2 separate regions of the Homo sapiens genome follow, and region 1 is linked to region 2. A link is an interaction called in ENCODE POLR2A ChIA-PET data of the cell type or tissue named here. Cell type or tissue: OCI-LY7. All regions are shown on one strand. Links, peaks and the distances in the headings refer to the core of each region. The heading gives the core; the rest is flanking DNA. Region 1 has its middle 120 kb from the start of RPS6KA3. Region 2 has its middle 48 kb from the start of RPS6KA3.

Region 1 (10,772 bases), core at 2,392-10,391, 76 kb before region 2:
TAACACATCCAGCTGAACCTAGTCATTCTAATAATATCTTTTAGCATCTTGCTTGGAATCAAAATCAAATTTTGCAGTGATTCCACTTTCTTTACATTTTTGAAAATGGCAATGACATTTACCTGTCTCCAGATTTCTGGGACATCCCTGCTTTCCATAATTCTTCAAAGATGTTTATTGATTTTTCAGCAATCTCTTTTACAATATTCATGTCAGGCTCGGCTTTCAATTAATTCAGATTAATTGTTTACCAACATCCAATCTAATTAACTAGTTCGCTCCCCTGATGCAATCTTTTCACTCATCCTACTTTACTCTCGCCTCTTACCATTGTTTTATTCTCCATGTCAATTATTACATAGACAATAGGGTGAATTAAAGATGGCTAGAAATTATTTGTCACTCTCCCCTCAAAAGGTGGAGTTTATTTCCCCTCCCCTTGAATCAGGGATGGCTCCGTGGCTGCTTACCAACAGAAGGCAGCAGAAATAGTACTGAGCCAATTCTTTGCCTACCCTGTAAGAGGACTGGGCAGCTTCCACTTTTGTTTCCTCTCTCTTCAAATAGTCACACTTAAGACACTCCCTTTTGGAAGCCATCTGCCATGTTAGTGAGCCATTGTGATGCCCAGCCCGGTCAAGCCCCTAGTTGATTACAGCCCAGTCAATATCACATGAAGCAGAAGAATTACTCAGCTGAGTCCAGTCAACCCTGAAAATCATGAGAAATAATAAATGGTTATTATTTTGAAGCTACTAAATTTGGGGGTAGTTTGTTACACAGAAATAGATAATTTCTGTGCAGTAATAATTTTATAAATGATATAGTAGTTGGCAATTGAAGCGGAACTTTTTTAATGACAAAATTCCCAGAAATGCTAGTTATTTCAGGGAGGAAAAAACTTTATTGAGGATGTGATATTTCATTATTTCATGCATTCATTCACTCACATTTATTATCTCTGCCAGGTGTCTGTTAAGTGCTGAATTACCACAAGGCACATTTCTTGATCTTAAGGAGCTCACAGAGTAGTAGAATTTGAACTAAATGGGAACAATTCAAATCATTTTACATATTTCTGGACTATTTTTTTGGAAGAGTCATATAGACTGAAAATTCCCCACACTGAATTTGACCAAAGAACACCTATTTCTGTCCATGTATTTCTGTGGAACAATTCTTGAAGGCCATTTCAGATAGAATCCACTGTAGTCAAGCCCTGAAATTCTGTGCCGCTGAGGGTTCAAAAGAGGTTAAAAACTGGCTTACAAGAAATGCTATTGCCCTTAACCCAGAGCAATAGTGCTAGCTTCTGAGGGTGTGGTCAAAGCAGACGTCTTAACATTTCTGAGGGATTCAGCTTTTTTTCTTCCAATAATGATCAGTTTATATAATAAGGGCACAAGCCTCCCCACCTCCCATCCTACACCTTCCCACCTCAGAATAGGCAGTCTGAAACTGTCTCAGTGAGGAATTTAGGCTACAGCTGGAGAGACTCAGTAAATCTTCACAGTTCTATAGAAACAGGGAGACAGGAAGGGAAAGAAACATTGCAGAAACTTCCAGGAGAATTATGTGAAGAAGTCCTGCCAGGACAATACAGCTGGGCAACATCTTGCCTTTCTTTTTTTCTATGGAAACTCTGCTCAAAACACACACACACACACACACACACACACACACACACACACACACATCATACACACAACAAAAACACACACTCACTAAGCAGAATTTGCCAGTTTTGCTAGCCAGGGTTAGTTTTGCAATCAGTGATAAACCTCAGCAGGACAAGCTTCTTCGCGGCTATATTGGAGTAACTCAGGGCAACCAAAACAGATGGCCAAAATACTCTTCAGAAAGCAAACACGGTTTCTGTTGCCAGGCCAAGTGGAACCCCCAGGAAGTAAGGTTTCAGAGAGGGAAATTTTGGAGGTTCTTCTTCAAGAATGGAAAATGCGAATTTCACTTATTGTTCGACTACACTTCTTAGGAAACTTCCATGTCAGAAGAGGGATACTAAGATGTAAAGAACCCAGTCCTTGCCTTCTATACGAGAAAAGGTTATTCTCTTTCTGTGCCTCCTTGGCCCTTACATAGTAACTTCTCCTAACACTTCCTCAGAAGCGGTAGAAGGGGTAGACAGAAGCTTTCACCCCACACTCCCCTCCTCCATGAGACATTTCATGAATACAGACAGAAGTCTGACATCCATTCATCTTTCCTCAGGTGGCAAAAATGTCAGTGAGCAGAAATGCCCCCCCTCTTCATCTGACTTTCTTGATCCAGCCGGCCTATGGAAGGAGCTCCTAGGCCTTGCATTCTTTTCCCCATTATGAGCACATCAGGGCGGGACTTCCTTGCCTTGCAAAAGAGACCTTCCGTTTTCTACTTTTCCCTCCCTTGACTTGGGCAATTAAAGCCCAAAATAGGAGACAGATTGATGTGGGCCTTAGTTCTGATGGGAGTCCCTCTTTCTTGCTTCTTTTATCGCCATGAGAAGAACAGACCATGATTAAGCCAATAATTCAAGAAGGATGAGAGACATATGAAGAAACCCTCAACTCACCCTACAGTTGGAGCTACCCAGCTGAGTCTAGCTGAAATCAGTAAAGCTGCCCCCACCAACCTGCAGACATGTGGAAACTTAAAGCTTATTATCATTTGCCACTGAGATTTTTGTGGTTGGTTGCAACAATAGCTAGTTGATACAGAAACTGGTGATTACAGGTAATTAAAAGGCTGAACTCTGGATTCCAATTGCCTGGGTTCAATGGCAAACTCTCCAAACCAAAAGCTGATAAACTCAAACAAGTTACTCTCACTCTGTGTGCTCTGTTTGTATATCAATAAACTGGGATAAGACTGTTTTCTTTCCTCAGAGGATTGTTGTGAAAACTAGATTTCTCAATACACTCAAAGTATGTGAAGCAATACCTGGCACACAGTAAACATTCAATAAATGTTTTCCGGCATTATTTTATCTAACAAAGCTGATGCTGTATTTTTGCACATGAATACAAATTTTTGAATCAACTTCCAAACTTCCAAACTTCCACCACTCTGCAGGGATTTTTATTGGGATTGCATTAAATCTATAGATCAGAGGGAATTGGCATCTTAATATTGAGTCTTCCAATCCATAAATGTGCTATATCACTCCATTTATTTAGGTCTTTAGCTTTTCTCAGCAATGTTTTCTAATGTTCAGCATTAAAATCTTGCACATATTTTGTTACATTTATACCTAAATATTTCACGTTTTTGACAATATTGTAAATGATATTGTTTATTTCAATTTCCAATTTTTTATTGTTAGGACCTAATTAAACTAAAGAGCTTCTGCATGGCAAGGGAAACTATCAACAGAATAAACAGACAACCTACAGAATGGGAGAAAATTTTTGCAAATTATGCATCTGACAAAAGTCTAATATCCAGCATCTATAAGGAACTTAAACAAATTTACAAGAAAAAAGCACACAACCTCGTTAAAAAGCAGGCAAAGGACATAAACAGACACTTCTCAAAAGAAGACATACATGCAGCCGACAAACATGAAAAAAAAGCTCAACGTCACTGATCGTTAGAAAAATGCAAATCAGGCTGGGCACGGTGGCTCACGCCTGTAATCCCAGCACTTTGGGAGGCCGAGGCGGGCAGATCACGAAGTCAGGAGATCGAGACCACTGTGAAACCACGTCTCTACTAAAAAAATATATATATATACAAAAAATTAGCCGGACGCAGTGGTGGGCGCCTGTAGTCCCAGCTACTCTGGAGGCTGAGGCAGGAGAATGGCGTGAACCCGGGAGGCAGAGCTTGCAGTGAGCTGAGATCGCGCCACTGCACTCCAGCCAGGGTGACAGAGCGAGACTTCGTCTCAAAAAAAAAAAAAAAAAAGAAAAGAAAAATGCAAATCAAAATCACAATGAAATACCATCTCACACCAGTCAGAAAGACTATTATTAAAAAGTCAAAAGATAACAGATGCTGGTGAGGCTGCAGAGAAAAGGGATCACTTATACACTGCTGGTGGGAGTGTAAATTAGCTCAACCATTCTGGAAAGCAGTGTGGCAATTCCTCAAAGGGCTAAAAACAGAACTACCATTTGACCCAGCAACCCCATTACCAGGTGTATACCCAAAATAATATAAATTGTTCTACATAAAGACACATGCACACATATGTTCACTGTGGCACTATTCACAATAGCAAAGACATGGAATCAACCTAAATGCCCATCAATAATAGACTGGATAAAGAAAATATGGTACCTATACACCATGGAATACTATACAGTCATTAAAAAAGAATGAGATCATGTCTTCTGCGGGAACATGGATGGAGCTGGAGGCCATCATCCTTAGCAAACTAACACAGGAACAGAAAACCGAATACCACACGTTCTCACTTGTAAGTGGGAGCTAAATTGTGAGAACACATGGACACATAGAGGAGAAGAATGCACACTGGGGCCTACTTGGCGAAGAAGGGTAGAGGGTAAGAGGAGGGAGAGGAGCAGAAAAAATAATGAATGGCTACTAGGCTTAGTACCTGGTTGATGAAATATTCTGTGCAACAAACCCCCATGACACAAGTTTACCTATATAACAAACCTGCACATGTAGCCCTGAACCTAAAATAAACGTTTTTTAAAAAAATATTTGGCCAGGTGCAGTGGCTCATGCTTGTAATCCCAGCACTTCAGGAGGCCGAGGCAGGTGGATCACCTGAGGTTGGGAGTTCGAGACCAGGCTGACCAACATGGAGAAACCCCGTCTCTACTGAAAATACAAAATTAGCCAGGCATGGTGGCACATGCCTGTAATCCCAGCTACTCGGGAGGCTGAGGCAGGAGAATCACTTGAACCCAGGAGACAGAGGTTGCAGTGAGCCGAGATCACGCCATTGCACTCCAGCCTGGGCAACAAGAGTGAAACTCTGTCTCAAAAAAAAAAAAAAAAAACAAACAAAAAAATATATATATATATATTCATTGCTAGGATAGTGTATTTTGATATTGTATCATGCAATCTTGCTAAACTCACTTATGAGTTTTAGTAGCTTTTTGGTAGATTCTTTTAAATTTTCTACCTAGACAATCATTTTGTCTGTTCACAAAAACAGTTTTATTTCTTCCTTTCCAATCTGTATGCCTTTATTTCTTTTTTCTTGCCTTCTTATACTAGCTAGGACCTTCAGTACAATGTTGAATAGAAATGGCCGACACAATATACTTGTATCGTTCTTGATCCAAGGGAGGAAGCATAGCCTTTCGCCACTAAATTTAACTGTAGATTTGTCAGAGATGCCCCTTACCAGGTTGAGGAAATTCCCTTCTATTCCTAGTGCTCTGAGAGTTTTTACAAAAAATGAGTGTTGAATTTTGTCAAAAAAAATTTGCAACAATCAAAATAATATTTTTCTTCTTAATCTGTTAATATGGCAAATTTTATTGATTGAAACAACCTTGCATTCCTGAAATAAACCCCACTTCTTTGAGGTGTAGTATTTTCATAGGTTGCTGGATTTGATATGCTAACATTTTGTTTATTTGTTTGTTTGTTTGTTTTGAGACGGACCCTCGCTCTGTTGCCCAGGCTGGAGTGCAGTGGCACTATCTTGGCTCACTGCAACCTCTGCCTCCCGGGTCAAGCAATTCTCCTGCCTCAGCCTCCTGAGTAGCTTGGATTACAGGTGCCTGCTGCCACACCCGGCTACTTGTTTGTTTGTTTGTTTGTTTGTTTGTTTGTTTTGAGACAGAGTCTCGTTCTGTCGCCCAGGCTGGAGTGCAGTGGCGCGATCTCGGCTCACTGCAAGCTCAGCCTCCCGGGTTCACGCCATTCTCCTGCCTCAGCCTCCCGAGTAGCTGGGACTACAGGCGCCCGCCACCACGCCCGGCTAATTTTTTGTATTTTTAGTAGAGACAGGGTTTCACCGTGTTAGCCAGGCTGGTCTCAAACTCAGGTGATCTGCCTGCCTTGGCCTCCCAAAGTGCTGGGATTACAGGTGTGAGCCACCATGCCCAGCCTGATATGCTAACATTTTGTTCAGAATTTTTGCAACTGTGTTCATGAGGGATATTAGGCTACAGATTTCTTTTCTTCTTATGTCTTTGTGTGGTTTCAGTAACAGGGTAATGCTGACCTCATAAAGTAAATTGAGAAAATTTTACTCCTATTTGATGGAAGAGGTTGTATAGCAATGGTATTATTGTTTCCTTAAGTGTTTAGTAGAAGTCACCAATAAAGTTTTTTTGGGTGGGGGAGAGGGAGGTTTTACACTGTGAAAGCAATTTATTTAATAGCTTTAAGGTGATCCTAATATTCATTTCTTCTTGAGTGAGCTTTTGATAATTTGTGCCTTTCAAAATTTTTTATCTAGTTTATAAAATGTATTGGCCTAAGGCTGTCCGCAAAACAGTCTTGTGGCACCTATACACCATGGAATACCATGCAGTCATTTAAAAACAATGAGATCATGTCTTTTGTGGGAACATGGATGGAGCTGGAGGCCATTATCCTTAGCAACACAGGAAAAAAAAACCAAACACTACATATTCTCACTTGTAATTGGATTGGTTCCAGGACCCCCACCCCCAATATGAAAATACTCAGATGCTCAAGTCCCCCAATTGGCCCTGTGGAACTCTTACATATGAAAAGTCTGACTTTGGCGTCCACGAATTCTGCATTCGGTGATTACTATATTTTATACCCACAGTTGGTTGAGTCTGTGGATGCAGAATTCATGGATACAGAGGGCCAACTGTATTCTTTTATTGTCCCTTTAATGTCTATGTGATCTTTAGTGATGTCCTTTCTTTAATTCCTGATATTAGTAATTTGTATCTTCTCTGTTTTTCTTGATCAGTCTGGCTAGAAGTTTATAAATTTTATTGATCTTTTCAAGCCAACTTTTAGTTTCATTGATTTTCTCTATTTTTTTCTGTTTTCTATTTCATTGATTTCTGCTATTATTATTATTATTTTGAGACAGGATCTCACTCTGTTGCCCAGGCTAGAGTGCAGTGGTGTGATCATAGCTCACTATAGCCTCGACCTCCTGAGCTCAAGTGATTCTCCCTCCTCAGCCTCTTGAGTAGCATGGTGTGTGCCACCATGCCCAGCTAATTTTTTTTTTTTTTTTTTTTTTTTGTAGAGATGGGGTCTGCCTAGGCTGGTCTCAAACTCCTGGCCTCAAGCAATCCTCCCACTTTGGCCTCCCAAAATGCTGAAATCACTCTTATTTTTATTATTTCCTTCATCCTCCTTGCTTTGGATTTAATTTGCTCTTCTTTTACTAGTTTCTTAAGGTAGAAATTTGACCCATTGATTTGACAATCTTTTTAAAATTTCTAATGTAAGCATTCAATGCTATAGATTTTCCTCTAGGCACTGTGTTACAAGCATCCCACAATTTTTGATACATTCAATTCCAAGTATTTTCTAATTTCCCTTGCAGTTTCTTCTTTGGCCAATGATGCTATTATTTAATTGCCACATGGATCCTGCATCTATTTCTCAGTTGGTTCACAATGCATATGACCAAGGAGTGTGTACTATTAGTATCCCCAACCCAATTACCCACCAGGATCTTACTGTTAATATGTGAGGTCAGATGCATGAAGGAAGTGCTAAAGACCAGTGGATCCTATAGACCTCGTGTATAATAATCACCTAAGTCATTTTTAAAAATGCAGATTGATGAATTCTACCCTCGGAGATTCTAATTCAGTATATTTGAAGTGGGGATATAGAAATCTGCATTTAAAAAAAAAAAACACTAAGAATAATTCCCTAGGGGACCATGACGTTCGGCTAGATTTGATAATTCATGTTAAGGTATAGAAAAAGTGTTTTCAGTAGAACCTGGACTAGAGTGAGGCAAGATAAGCACCTAGGGTACAAAATTTAAGGAGGCACTCACTCTCGGGGTCTCAGGTGTACTTGTCCACACCTGAAAGTGAGTGCCACTTTAAATTTTGTGCCTTGGCAGCTCTCTTGCCTCACCCTAGTACCAGCCCTGGTTTTCAGCATGGCGTGGGTGGGGGGAGTGCACGTGTATCAGGAATCCCTACTCAGCATGATTCCCTGTTCCACTTAGCTCCGAAGGTTGCTCTACAAACCATCCTAAAGTAACACTAAGTCACTTGCTTGCCAACTTGAATGAACCCTTTCTGCCGGTCCTACATTCCTAGCCAATCCCAGCACCACATTCTTATCTTTTGCCTCCTCTGTGACCACATCTCAGCCTTGTGTTATTATCTCCTAACCACTAAATACTGCCTTGTTCCCAGCTCTTTTCCCCATCTTGAGAACGAATTGCTTCCAAGTCTGTTTATATGCCAGTTTTTTAGGATTTCAAGGATTTCTATCTTAATTCTAAGGATAATGGAAAGTCATTAGGAAATCATTGAAGAGTTTTAAGCAAGTATCGTAAATTCCACATGTCCAAAACTGAATTCTCCCACTAAACCTGCTCCTCCTTTTGTATTCCCAAAGTAAATAATACCACCATCTACCCAAACCAAAAATTGGAGGATCATTCTACACTTTCCTTTCCTTCAACTTCAGTTTCCAACCAGCCACCAAATCCTGTCACTTCTACCTCCTAAATATCTCCAGACCTATCCAATTCTATCTATCCCCACAGCTTCTGCCTTAGTTCAAGCCATCCTCATTTCTTACCTGGAGGCAGTAACCTCCTAACTGGTCTTAGTACTTCCAACATCCATAGTGTGATAATTTATTGGGACAGTTCAGTAAAAAGGATAACCAAAAAGAATTAAAAATATGTAATTTTAGAAATGTTTACTTGATCAATAAATTGGCATTATTATATTGCAATAGAATAAAACTATAAAATAGTTCTATTCAGAAACTATTTTTAAGTGAAATTATTTCTAATAATAAAAGTTATGTATATCTATGCATATTAAACCAAAAACTCTTAAGCTATATTTATTCTGTGACCATTAAACACACACAAGCAGAAATCGTTCTCGGTACATATTGACATATACATACTGACATACTTTAATTGGTTTCTTCACCATATACATCTCTGAATAATATTTCATTCTGTGGAAAGACCACATTTGGTTATCCATTCATCAGTTGATGGACATAAGGGTTGTTTCACATTTTGGCTATTATGAATAATGCTGCTATGAGCATTCATGTACAAGTTTTTACGTGAACACATGTTTTCAATTCTCTTGGGTATATACCTAGGAGTGCAACTGATAGGTCAAATGGTAACTCTATGTTTAACTTTTTGAGGAGCTGCCAAACTACTTTTCATAGGGGCTGCACCATTTTACATTCCCACCACCAGTGTATGAGGGTTCCAATTTCTACACATCCTTGCCAACGCTTACTTTTCAGTTTTCGTTTGCTCGTTTGTTTTTTATTATAGCCATCCTAGTGGGTATAAAGTGGAATATCTGGAAGATATTCTCAAGTTATTTTTTATTGATATATAAATATATAAGCCCAAATATTTTCTTAGGTAGTGTCTTTTTTACTCCATTTGGAATACCTTTCTTTGACAAGTATTTTTATGAGACAAAACTGATTAAATAAATTATCCCTATGATCTTTTTACTGCTTTGCCCAACTCAGAGGCTGCTCAATTTCAATTTGTTTTGGTACAAACTATAAATTTTTCCAATTAAAAATAGCAGCTTCATCAAAAGCCACTTCAGAGTTAAGATATTCTAACATTCAATTACAGAATTGTGAAACTAAATCTTATAAATCATTTGAACTCTCGTTATTTAATTTATTTAGTTTCCCTCTTGTTTTGAAGGGATAAATCTCAATGTCTTTCATTTGAAAGCTTTGTTCTCAATGATTTTACTTTTCTAAAATCTTCAAATGTGAGCTTTCTTTGAATACTTTGATTAAACATTTCCAAATGGCTTTGAGACAACAATGAAATAAGATTTAGAGGACTCATAAAACTGTTCAATGCCAATGTAGGACACTTAGATTGATTTGCAAAGTAGTTCTTCAAAGGCAAAACATTTCTAAAATCCGCTCGATGACGCACGTACTGTCATGCTAAGTATTTTTAATTCAACATCAGTTTTGTCATAAAATTTTTGTATTTCAGTTACTCTAACATTGTATAAATAGAAATATTTGTAAATTTTGACAACTACAGCTTCTATTTTGATTGGTATAATATTGCAGCTTGTTTGTACGTAATTATGAATTATGTATGCACCATGACTAATTCCAAGTATAGTTCACTTCCATAGATTTTTAAATTTTAGTAAGAACATTGTTTTCATCATGATGTTGTGCTGCACCAAAATTTGTGTTTTAACCGTCATCCCCAAAACAAATAATTTTATCTTCAAATGTTGAACTTTTTGTTTTGTTCTGGTTTTTGGTTTTTTAGTTCTTTTTTTTTTTTTTTTTTTTTTTTTTTTGGAGACAGAGTTTCACTCTTTTTGCCCAGGCTGGAGTACAATGGCACAAACTCGGCTCACTGCAACCTCCGCCTCCCAGGTTCCAGTGATTCTCCTGCCTCAGCCTCCAGAGTAGCTGGGATTACAGGTGCGTGCCACCACACCCAGCTAATTTTGTATTTTTAGTAGAGACAGGGTTTCACCATGTTGGCCAGGCTGGTCTTGAACTCCTGACCTCAGGTGATCTGCCCACCTTGGCCTCCCAGAGTGTTGGGATTACAAGTGTGAGCCACCACGCCTGGCCCAAATGTTGAACTTTTAATATGAATTTACTATAGCGTTTACAAT
Region 2 (10,772 bases), core at 1,075-9,074:
TGGGAGACTGAGGTGGGAGGATTGCTTGAGCCCGGGAGTTCGAGGTTGCAGTGAGCTATGATCACACCACAGCACCCCAGACTGGGTGACAGAGTGAGACCCTGTCTCAGGAAAAAAAAAAAAAAAAAAAAAAAAAAAAAAGGATGTCTGCACAAGACTTTGCATTTGTGATATTTAACAAGTTCAATTGTTATATCCATATTCATCCATCTATCTTCAGTAATCATGTCTCCAGCACTATGCTAAAATGCTGTAGAGATTGAAGAGAGAAATAGGCATAATTTTTTCTTTAAGTAGTTCATTTCTACTTTAGAAGAGAGGACACAAACACATAAATAGACAGAAATCATGATAAGCAGCAAATGCTGAAGACCAAATGAGTAGTAGCGGCAAAGGGAAGACGAAATGGAATTTCAGGGCTTTAGGGAGGAGGTGGAAGTTGAGTGAGGCCTTTGAGCAGGGACTGGGTTTGGAAAGGAGCAGAAGAGCAGAAAGAGCACTCCAAGTGGAGAGCACAGTGAGACCCAAGCTGGCAAGGTAGGAAAGCACACCCTGTTGCGAGCAGTATGATTTAAGAGGTTTCACTGGCAGTGGGGTGGGGAGGATCAGGGTAGGAATGTTAGTTGGGGCCAACTGCGGACACATGGAAATACCAGGTTAAGGAGTCTGGAGTTGATTGCAGAGGCCAGAGGTCAGCAACAGCTTAGAAGTGCTGACCCCTCTTTCTTCTGCTTCTAGACAACACAGTTCAAGCTGGGAGTGGGCTGTGTCAATGATGGTGGAAGGACACCAAGAAGGATCCAATATTTGGAAACATCTCCTTCATAGATCCTACCAATCAGGAATCCATTTGAAAACACAACTATCTTTCAGAAGCAAATCTGGTAGTTATTGTTTACAATTAAGTACACTTTAATCAGTTAAACCCATGACTGTGTCAGTCACACTGAGGGAATGGAAACGTTTAAAGGAGGATAAAGAGCAGTAATTTTGGAGAACTGGGTGAAGGAAGGCTGACAGGGCAGGTGTATTAATGAGGGTAATTAATGGTAGCTGCTGTAACAAAAAAAAGTCTCAGCAATTTAACATAGTAAAGGTTTATTTCTCATTCATTAATGTCAAAATCTGGTACAGGTGGGGCAGCTCTCCTTAGTAGGTGTCTTCCAATTAGTGACTCAGAAATCAGCTGCTATCTTGTGAGGCTGCCATCTTAAACCCATGGCCTCTGAAATCACCATAGGAAAGAAAGATTGAGAGGGATTATCACACCAGGAGTTTTGTGGCCAGGCCTGAAGGTGACATCGATCACTCTGCCCATGACTTCAGTCACATAGGCTCAACCGACAGCAATACGTACTACCACTGGAATATGTAGTTGTTCCGTGTGCCCAGGAAGAAGAAATAAGACGGTAAGTATCATAGTTTTGGGTTCCCCCAAAAGCCAGCTCTGAGACAGGGATATGGGTACTAATAGCTTAGGTGAGAGGTGACCTCAGGAAATGCAAAGAGAATAGGGAAGTAAGTCAAAAAAAAGAAGGAAGCCAATACAGTGTGTTCATGAGCCTACTCTGGGCGCCACAGGCTCAATCCTACTGGAGACTTCTGGGATAAAACTTCTGTATAAAACAAGCCCCAAGTTGTTCCACCTGAGACGTGAAAAAGCTGATTGATTTCTCCAACAACTCATGTCCTTCGCTGGTTGTGGGCTAATCCCTGGGAAATCAACTCTGGCATTTCTGGCAGCAGGTCAAGCATGCTCCAGTGGCCAGGGAAAGTCCTCGGGCAGAGACATCACATGTGCTTCCTTGTGAAGCAAGCAGTATATACTGAATAGTGAGTGCTGAATGCATGTAAAAGGGACACTAAGAGCATCTGCTACAGTGAGCACCCACCGGTAGCAGATAACCCTGATCAAAGTGTTCCTTGGGGGGCAGAGAACAGCCTGAGGTCATGGCTCTGGGGTGAGTCCTGGAAATGCATTTTCAACAAGCTTGCCAACATGGGCTCAAGCAGTCCATTTATAGATGAGCACTTGGAAATACTTCCCATTCTCAAACTTTTGTCATTTCACTTCTCTCAAAACCACTTTAGTGGACCTGTTCTCTGTAAGGTCACTACTGCCCTCCACTTCAAATTCCATTGTCTCCTCAAGTCCTCAACTTAGTCATTTGACTAATGTTATTATTTCCTTCTTCTTGAAACACTTTTCTTCCTTCTGGGATCCTCTGCTCTCCTAGTACTTCTCCTACCTTCCTGGGTGCTCTCTGCACTCCTAATAACCAAGCAGCTCACTTTTCCCTGGAGGCCCGCCATTGTTCCTGGTCACTACACCTAGACTTTGAGAAGAAACCAGAAATGGTAAGTGGATCTATTGGTAATAGCTGCCTGAAGTCATGCATTGAGAAGGATTCTGAGGCTGTGTGGTAATTTAGCTACGTCTGCCATGGGTGTTGGCATAGGGTGGGCAGATTTCAGACATCAGCTCTGCTGTAGATCTTTCTCAAGTTTTCATCTTCTTTGATCTCCCTGGACAATCTCATCCACTCCTGAGGCACTAGCTATCATTTCTATATAGACACCACCTAAATATATATTTCTATTCATGACCTCTCTCAGGAGTTCCAAACCCATATTTCTAACTTTTCAGGGAACATATTAACCTCGATTTTTATTTTCTAATTACATTCTCTCTCATCTGCATTCTCCATGTCACATGATGGATTTACCATCTTTCAAAACACCCCAGCTTAAAACCTTGGCAATGCCTTCACTCCCTTAATATTTTCTCATCACCTTTCCCTATAGTTTAACATAATGCTCAACGAATTGTATTGGAATTACTTGTTTACTCTCTGCCCTAAAACACTGTGGATTCTCTAAATAAAAGAACCGGATCTAATCCATCTTGCATCTTCAGCTGCCAGAACTGTTTCAGGCACAAAGTAGACACTGAGCAAGTGCCTAAGGATATATTTACATGTATATGATGTATATGTGTGTGTGTATATTACATATATATAAGTACATATGTAAATCATGTGTGTGTGTGTGTTTTGTTTCTTCTCTTTAGCTCTTCCACCCCTTCCACCCTATATAGCTAATCAGTCACCAAGCTCCATCTAGTCAATTGCTTCAGAAAGACATCCACATACGCCAGCTTCTTTTCCATCCTCATTGCTTGTCACAGGTTGTGTGCCCTGGAAAACAGACTCTGAGATAGAGATTTAAATACAGGAATTTGATTAGGAATGCTCTCAGGAACAGCACCTATGGGGCAGTAAGGGCAGCAGGAGTAGGCAGAGGGAGGAGTTGGGCTACAACACAGTCATAATAAAAGTATCAGTTGACCCTAAGGGGAGCTCTGGAGCCAGGATGGACCTTTGCTGATTTTCCAAATTGGGAACAGTGCCTGGGCCTTTGTAACACCCCCTCGCACCATTGACGAATTATTAGATGTGGGCTGCTCCAGAGAAAGTCTGTGATTTGGAGCTAGTAAGGTCTCTTCAGCTGAGAGCAAGTCCCAGAAAGAAATTCCACTGAAAGCCATCAGTCACCAACATTTCCTGCCACTGGGGTAATGAGTGTCTCATTCCTGGAGTGGGGATCTTAGAGGCTCACCACAGCATCCACTACCCTGCTGGCATCCTAGTTCAGGCCCACGTAACCTCCCCTACTGCAGGCATTGCTAAACAGTCTCACTGCCTCCAACCTCTTTTTTTCCAATCCGTCCTTGGCCCTGACACCCAGACTAATTTTTCACAAATGGATCTGATATATTCCTGATATCAGAGTCAACACAGCTTATTAAGCAGTATGTGACAATTCAACTTGCATGTGGGAAGGGGGAGAGAAACGTGTGTGTGTGTTTATAAATATACACATAGGAAAGTATTTCTGGAAAAACCCATGGGACATAAAGTAGATTCGTGGTTGCCAGGGGAGGGAGAATGAGGAGTGACTGCTAATGGGTATGAGGTTTCTTTTTGAGGTGATGTAAATATTCTGGAATTAATGGCGATGGTTCCATAACCTTGTGAATATACTAAAACCCACGGAATTGTATACTCTGAAATGGTTAATTTGATGGCATTTGAGTTATATCTCAATTTTTTTAAAAAAAAAAAGTATCTCAGAGTTGACATATGAAAGTGATAGTGGTGAATATCAGGTTTTTATCCTTTATGTACCCTGGCTTTTCAGACTTTTATAACGTATTTTTTAATATTAATTTAGGAAGGAAAAAAATTCACCCTTCAAAATCACTTTTCTGCTTTAAAACCTCATCCCTATGCATGGAGTGAAGGCCACACTACTTGCAAAGTTGTCCAGGCCTTTTCTGAGCAGGCCCCAACCTGCTTTGACAGACACTCATCTTTCACTCTCCTGTGACTCTCCTCCCCTGAGACTCTCCTCCCCTGACTTCAGCTACTTCAGATTTCTTCATTTCCTGAACATGCCCTGGGCTTCCTTGCCTCTGAGGCTTTCTTCCCTGCCACTCACAGCCACCCCTTTCTTTGTCTCCACTCTGATCCAGCCCTACCTGCAGAAATATTTCCTGGTTCAGAACAACTCTCACTTCCCCAAAGCTGCAGTTGAAACGACTCTCTCTCTCTAGCTCTGCTAACAGTTTGTTTAGCATCTGCTTTGACAGCATTTATTACATGCTGCCATTTTATATAATCAGCCGTGTATTTCTTGTTAGGCTGATTCACATTTGATTCCTCTACAATATACAGTACATAGAGTAGATATTCAATAAAACTTAATTTTTAGTTTAAATTCTTTGGGAAAAAAAAGCAAATCTATATTTACACATTTGCTCAGTCAACGAGTTCTTAGTGGTGGCACACTCTGTGTCGGGTAATAGTCCCCAAGTCTGAAAATGTTCTCATTCTCATGAAACCTATTTTTTAATTTTTATTTTTATTCATGTATGACATACATACACTATGCACAAATCTTAAGTATATACCTCAATGACTTATTAAATATGTATATACCCATGTAATATATACACCCCATGCTCCCTCCCAGTCAATATCCTCCTGTCCAGAGGTAACCACTATTTCAAATCCTACCTCTATAGTTTTCCCTGTTCTCGAATGCCATATAAGTGGAATCATATAATATGTTCTCTTTTGTGCCAGGCTTCTTTTGTTCTTCATCATTTCTGTGATATTCATCCATGTGGTTGTGTATAGCAGTAGCTCATTCTTTTCATTGCTGTATAGTATTCCATTGAGGATATTCCATTGAATATTTCACAATTTATTTATCTATTTTCCTATTGATGAACATTTGGTTTGGTCCCGGTTATGAATAAAGCTGCAGTAAACATTCTTGAATATGGCTTTTGATGGACATAAATATACATTCCTCCTAAATATATACTTAGGAATGAAATTGCTGGATCATAGGTGGCTTTGGTAGTTACTGCCCAACAACCTTCCCAGAGGTTTTGTGCTAATTTACACTCTTACCAACAACATATGAAAACAAGCAAACAAATAAGTAAAACATCTGATAGTGAAAAAAGCAATGTGGAAAATTAAGATCAGATGATGAAGGTACTTTAGATTTGGTGACCAGGCAAGGCTTCTTTAACAAGGTGAACTTTAAGCCTGAATAACAAGAAGATGGCAGCCATGCACATGTCAGAAGAGGAGCATTTCAGGCAGAGGGTAAAACCACAAAGGCCCTAGCGCAGGAAGTAACTGAGCTTGTTTAAGGAACAGAGAGGAATCTAGGGGCCTTGGAGTAAGTGGGGAAGTGAAGACAGCAGATAAAGGGTGTGTTATTAAGCCAGCTGCCACAGTAGGTGACTGGAGCTTAATTCAGTGGGGGAAATTATGAGGAAGGGATAAAATACATGCTTCAGAATTACCCAAGAAAAGGGAATGCTTATATGCTGTTGGTGGGAATGTAAATTAGCACAACCTGGAAAACAGTAGGAACAACTCTGGAAAACAGTAGGAGATTTCTTTTTCTTTCTTCTTTCTTTCTTTTTTTTTTCTTTTTTTGGAGACGGAGTTTTGCTCTTGTTGCCCAGGCTGGAGTGTAATGGCATGATCTCAGCTCACTGCAACCTCCGCCTCCCAAGTTCAAGTGATTCTCCTGCCTCAGCCTGCCGAGTAGCTGGGATTACAGGCGCCTGCCACCACGCCCGGCTAATTTTTTCTATTTATAGTAGAGATGGGGTTTCACCATGTTGGCCAGGCTGGTCTTGAACTCCTGACCTCAGGTGATCCACAGGCCTCAGCCTCCTAAAAGTGCTGGGATTGCAGACATGAGATTTCTTAAAGAGCTAAAAGTAGATCTTCCGTTTGATCCAGCAATTCCACTACTGGGTATTTACTCAAAGTAAAACAAGTCATTGCATCAGAAAGACACCTGTACATGTATGTTTATTGCAGCACAATTCACAATTGCAAAGATATGGAACCAGCCTGAGTGCCCATCAACCAATGCATGGATTTTTAAAATGTGGCATACATACACCATGGAACACTACTCAGCCACAGAAAAAGAGTGAAATAATGTCTTTTGCAGCAACTTGGATGGAGCTGGAGGCCATTATGAGAAGTGAAGTAACTCAGGAATGGAAAACCAAATACCGCATGTTCTCACTTAGAAGTGGAAGCTAAGCTATGGGTATACAAAGGGATGCAGAGTGGTATAATGGACATTGGAAACTCAGAAGAGGGGAGGGTGGGAGGAGTGTGAGGGATAAAAGAACTACATATTGGGTACAACGTACACTACTTGGGTGATGGGTGCACTAAAATCTCAGACTTTACCTCTAAAGAAAGGAAAATAAAAGAATTAAAAAAATATTTAAAAAGAAATTATGTTTTTTAAAAAAAGAGAATTATCCTACCCAAGAGCCGAGAGACCAGGGGTCATTGGTTGAGGATTGCTGCTGGCAGGTTGGGGCTGGAGATGTTAATTTCCCAGCACATCTGTATCTAATATAGGCATTTTCTTCCATGACTGAGATTCAGTATCTTTCTCTTTATCTGGGCCTTTAACTTCGTCTTGTTTTCACTGGTCTTTCCTTGACCCTTGGCCCCACACCCAGCTCCTTGAATTCACTATTCTCTACCACTATAAATGTCATCAGCCATGTGGCCCACTTTCATTCCCATGGTCAGCCTCTCTTAATCAGGTCCACCATTTACTTTTACTTCTCCTGGACTCCCATTCACTAGGTATTCTACCTAGCACAGAGTCTTGCTAATAATAGACTCAGTACATGCATGCAGCATAACTATTGGCAGGGGATCCATAGCCATGCTGATTTGCAAAGACTTCAAATTACTGTTAAATCGCAGTTTGATTCTTGCTACTTCCTGCAATCCTTCCAATCCTTAGGTACTTCCTGGATGTTTTCCTGACAACTAAAGCCTCACTTTCTGTATCAGTTATCAGTGACCACATAATTCTGTGTAATAAAACACCCCAAGACTCAGTGTCTTTAAACAATAACCATTTATTGTGTTCACAAGTCTGTGGGTTGGCAATTTAGGCTGGGCTCAGATGGACAGTGCTTCTGATTTCAACTGGACTCACTCATGGATCTTACAGTCATCTGCAGCTCAGCTAATCTAGGATAACCTCAGCTGCAATGACTAGAATGACTCAACTCTGCTCCTCATGTCCCATCTTCCAACAGGATAACCTGGATATGTTCTCGTGGCAAACACAGAAGTAAGTGAAAACACTCAAGGCCTTTTGAGACCTGGACCTGGAACTGGCCCACCATCACTTCCACCACATTCTATTGCCCAAAACAAGTTACAGGGCCAGCCCAGATTCAAAGGAAAGGAAAATAGACTCTGGCTCTTCAGTGGATGAAATTCCAAGGTCACCTGGTAAAGGAAGAGGTGAAGAAGTAAGGTCATTAATGTAATCTTTCATACTGTAACACTTGCTTTTTGACTTAGAAGGTTGAGTGTGTTTTGTATGTCAATCACACCTCAGTAAAACGGTTTTTAAAACAAGAAGATTGAATGTTTATTTCCTTCCCTTTCAGCTCAAAGTTTCTATACTTTAAAACATCCAAATAGTACAATATAAGCAGCGCTGGCTTTTTGGTTTGAATTATTAGATATTGTTTCAGTTCTCCATTTCTATAGAGGCAGACATCAAAGACAGAAGTATGGAAAGTGTGATTTCACTCATAAATATCCCAGTAGAACTTAAAGACAATATTTTAAGTAACCAACTAAAGACTCATCTTGAACAGAAGTTAGATAACATCACCCACAATCTTAGAGTTTATTTATTTTATTTTATATTAAAGATAAGGATGTTCTCCCTACATCTGATGTCTTCACTGGAAGAGAGGCTGTGCAAAAAGGTGCTTAAATTGTATGTCATTCACAAAAGGGAACAAAGGAGCTGCCACTATTACTGCCGTTGCCATGGCCATATCATATTAAATCAGGATAGAGGAGGTTATTGAAACGGCTCTTCAAATAAGGTATCTTCTCATAAGACGTCTCTGCCAGCGAAATCAGTTGGAACATTGGGTACAGAGTGTCCAGTGGAGAGAACGTACAAAATACTCAAGCCGACGAAGATCCAGTGAATCAAATGGCCTTGCTGTGCTCCACTCAACACTATTTCTGTCTTGCATGAGGTGTGTGTCCTGAATTTGATTTACTATCTTTAATGTCATTCATCCACAGTCCATAGTATATATATGTGGATGCAGCAAGGTGCTCCAATTAGGACCTGGAAATCCACTACAGTCCAGTTGAAGCATAACGATTTGAAACATATAAAATGGTGGAGAGGAAGAGGGATGTGAAGGCAACGAGTTCCTAATGTCCTGCTTAGAAAGAAAGGGCAATGCAGAACGGTGATTAAGCAGCCAAATATCTGTGACAGTCTCAGGCTTGAGTCCAGGCTCTGCCACTGCTCGCTACGTGACTTCAGGTAGGTTTCTTACTATCTTTAAGCCTCGGTTTCTTTATCTGAAAATGAGACTACTGTTGAAACAACCTCAAAGGTTTCATGGAGGAGAAATATCAGTATGTAAAGCATTTTGCAAGGTGCCTGGCACAAAGTTAGCACTTAATTAATGAAAACTATAATTTTTGTTTTGGAGACAGGGTGTCGCTCTATTGCCCAGGCTGGAGTGCAGTGACTCAATCTTGGCTCCCTGCAACCTCCACCTCCTGGGTTCAAGTGATCCTCCCACCTCAGCCTCTCGAGTAGATGGGACTACAGGTGTGAGCCACCACACCCAGCTAATTTTTGTATTTTTTGTAGAGGCAGGATCTCACTATGTTGCCCAGGCTGGTCTCGAACTCCTGAGCTCAAGCGATCTACCCGCCTTGGCCTCCCAAAGCGCTGGGATTACCGGCATGAGCCATCACGCCTGGCCTGAGAACTATACATTTTTAAACTGGAAGGGACCTAGGAGATCTTTGTATAAAAGCTCATCATTCAGAAGATGAAAAACAACCACAGAGAAGGCTAAAGGAGTCCCACCTCAGTTACACAGCTTAGTGGCACAACTGGGGCTGAAAACCTAAGACTTTCTGATTCCTCTGCCTCTCTGTGTTATCCCTCCACCAACAAGCCCCTCTTGCCTACCCTCTTCCACACAGTGAAACTTCAATAAATAGCTAGGAGTTTTTGCCTTTCCCCTGGAAAGCCGCATCTCAGGCACAGGAAACTCTGAAAGGTATGGAATTTTCTAATGAGGCATTTGCCGCGTGCTCACTTTAATCCACTGCAAGTGTCTCTGGGAAATAAAATATTGGCAGGTCTGTCCAACAGCTGCTCAGCCTAGAGACCACAGCTTATTTTGGTCCATTTATGTTAACTCATCTGTCTCAAGCTCTTTGTTAGTGACTCACCGCATACTGCTACCAAAAATATACACCAAAAATCCAAGAATCATTCATATGAAGGGCAAACGTCTTGCTTAAAATACCACATTTCTGCCGTCGTGTTTTTATGAAGTTTTTCCTTCCTCCCGCCTCCACATCACATTTTCTTCTCTCCTTTCTTCCTTCTCCATCTTTGATCGCCTTCAGTGGCATGGAAGCTGCATGGGGTGATCAAGAGAATTCTAGAATGGATATCAGAAGGCCTGGTTCTGGTCCTGAGCTGGTATGCTTTAACTGCAAAAACCTAGCAAGTCACAACTGGTATGTGACTCGGTTTTTTCTTATCCATAATACAGGAGGGTTGTATTAGCTCTACAGTTCCCACCAGTACAACCGCCAAGAACTTCTTCATTGCTTTCCCTTGAAGGATTCCAAGCTTTGAAAGATTTTCATCTGCCACATAATCTACCTTTTAAAATAAAAATTAATATTCCCCATTTTCTATAAATTTTGAGTAAACAACCTAATTAATATACATTAGAATCAATAAATAACAATAAGCAGGAAATAAAAATGTTTAAAGTATTAAATTGACTTTTTTATTAAGATGGCTGCTATTTCAAATACTATGCCCAGATGTGTCATAGAAAAATACATCATCTTTTTTAGAATTGTTGAAATATTGAAAATGGTTCATATACTATGTCCTATATCTAAAAATAGGTGGGCACAGTGGCTCACGCCTGTAATCCCAGCACTTTGGGAGGCTGAGGCAGGAGAACCACTTGAGGGCAGGAGTTCAAGACCAGCCTGGGCAACAAAGAAGACCCGGATCGCTACAAAAAAAAATTAAAAATAATTAAAAAAATTAGCCAGGTACATTGGTGCAAACCTGTAGTCCTAGCTACTTGAGAGGCTGAGGCAGCAGGA

Evidence for each region. Peaks named below come from ENCODE experiments on the same cell type or tissue, not always from the same donor. Only the 100,000 strongest peaks of a DNase experiment are listed, where the experiment ranks them.
Region 1: POLR2A ChIA-PET joins it to region 2 with 13 read pairs; 4 of 35 experiments call an interaction of 5 or more read pairs at or near these places.

What each region holds. Positions count from the first base shown.
Region 1 is chrX:20,386,238-20,397,009 of GRCh38, reverse strand. No RefSeq gene overlaps it. Among named protein-coding and RNA genes, the nearest start is that of RPS6KA3, 120 kb to the right of the region's middle. In OCI-LY7, for the core only: no CTCF peak of the experiment used is centred there; no DNase peak of the experiment used is centred there.
Region 2 is chrX:20,309,059-20,319,830 of GRCh38, reverse strand. No RefSeq gene overlaps it. Among named protein-coding and RNA genes, the nearest start is that of RPS6KA3, 48 kb to the right of the region's middle. In OCI-LY7, for the core only: no CTCF peak of the experiment used is centred there; DNase peaks (open chromatin) are centred at 4,540, 5,720 and 8,100; H3K27ac peaks cover 3,574 bases.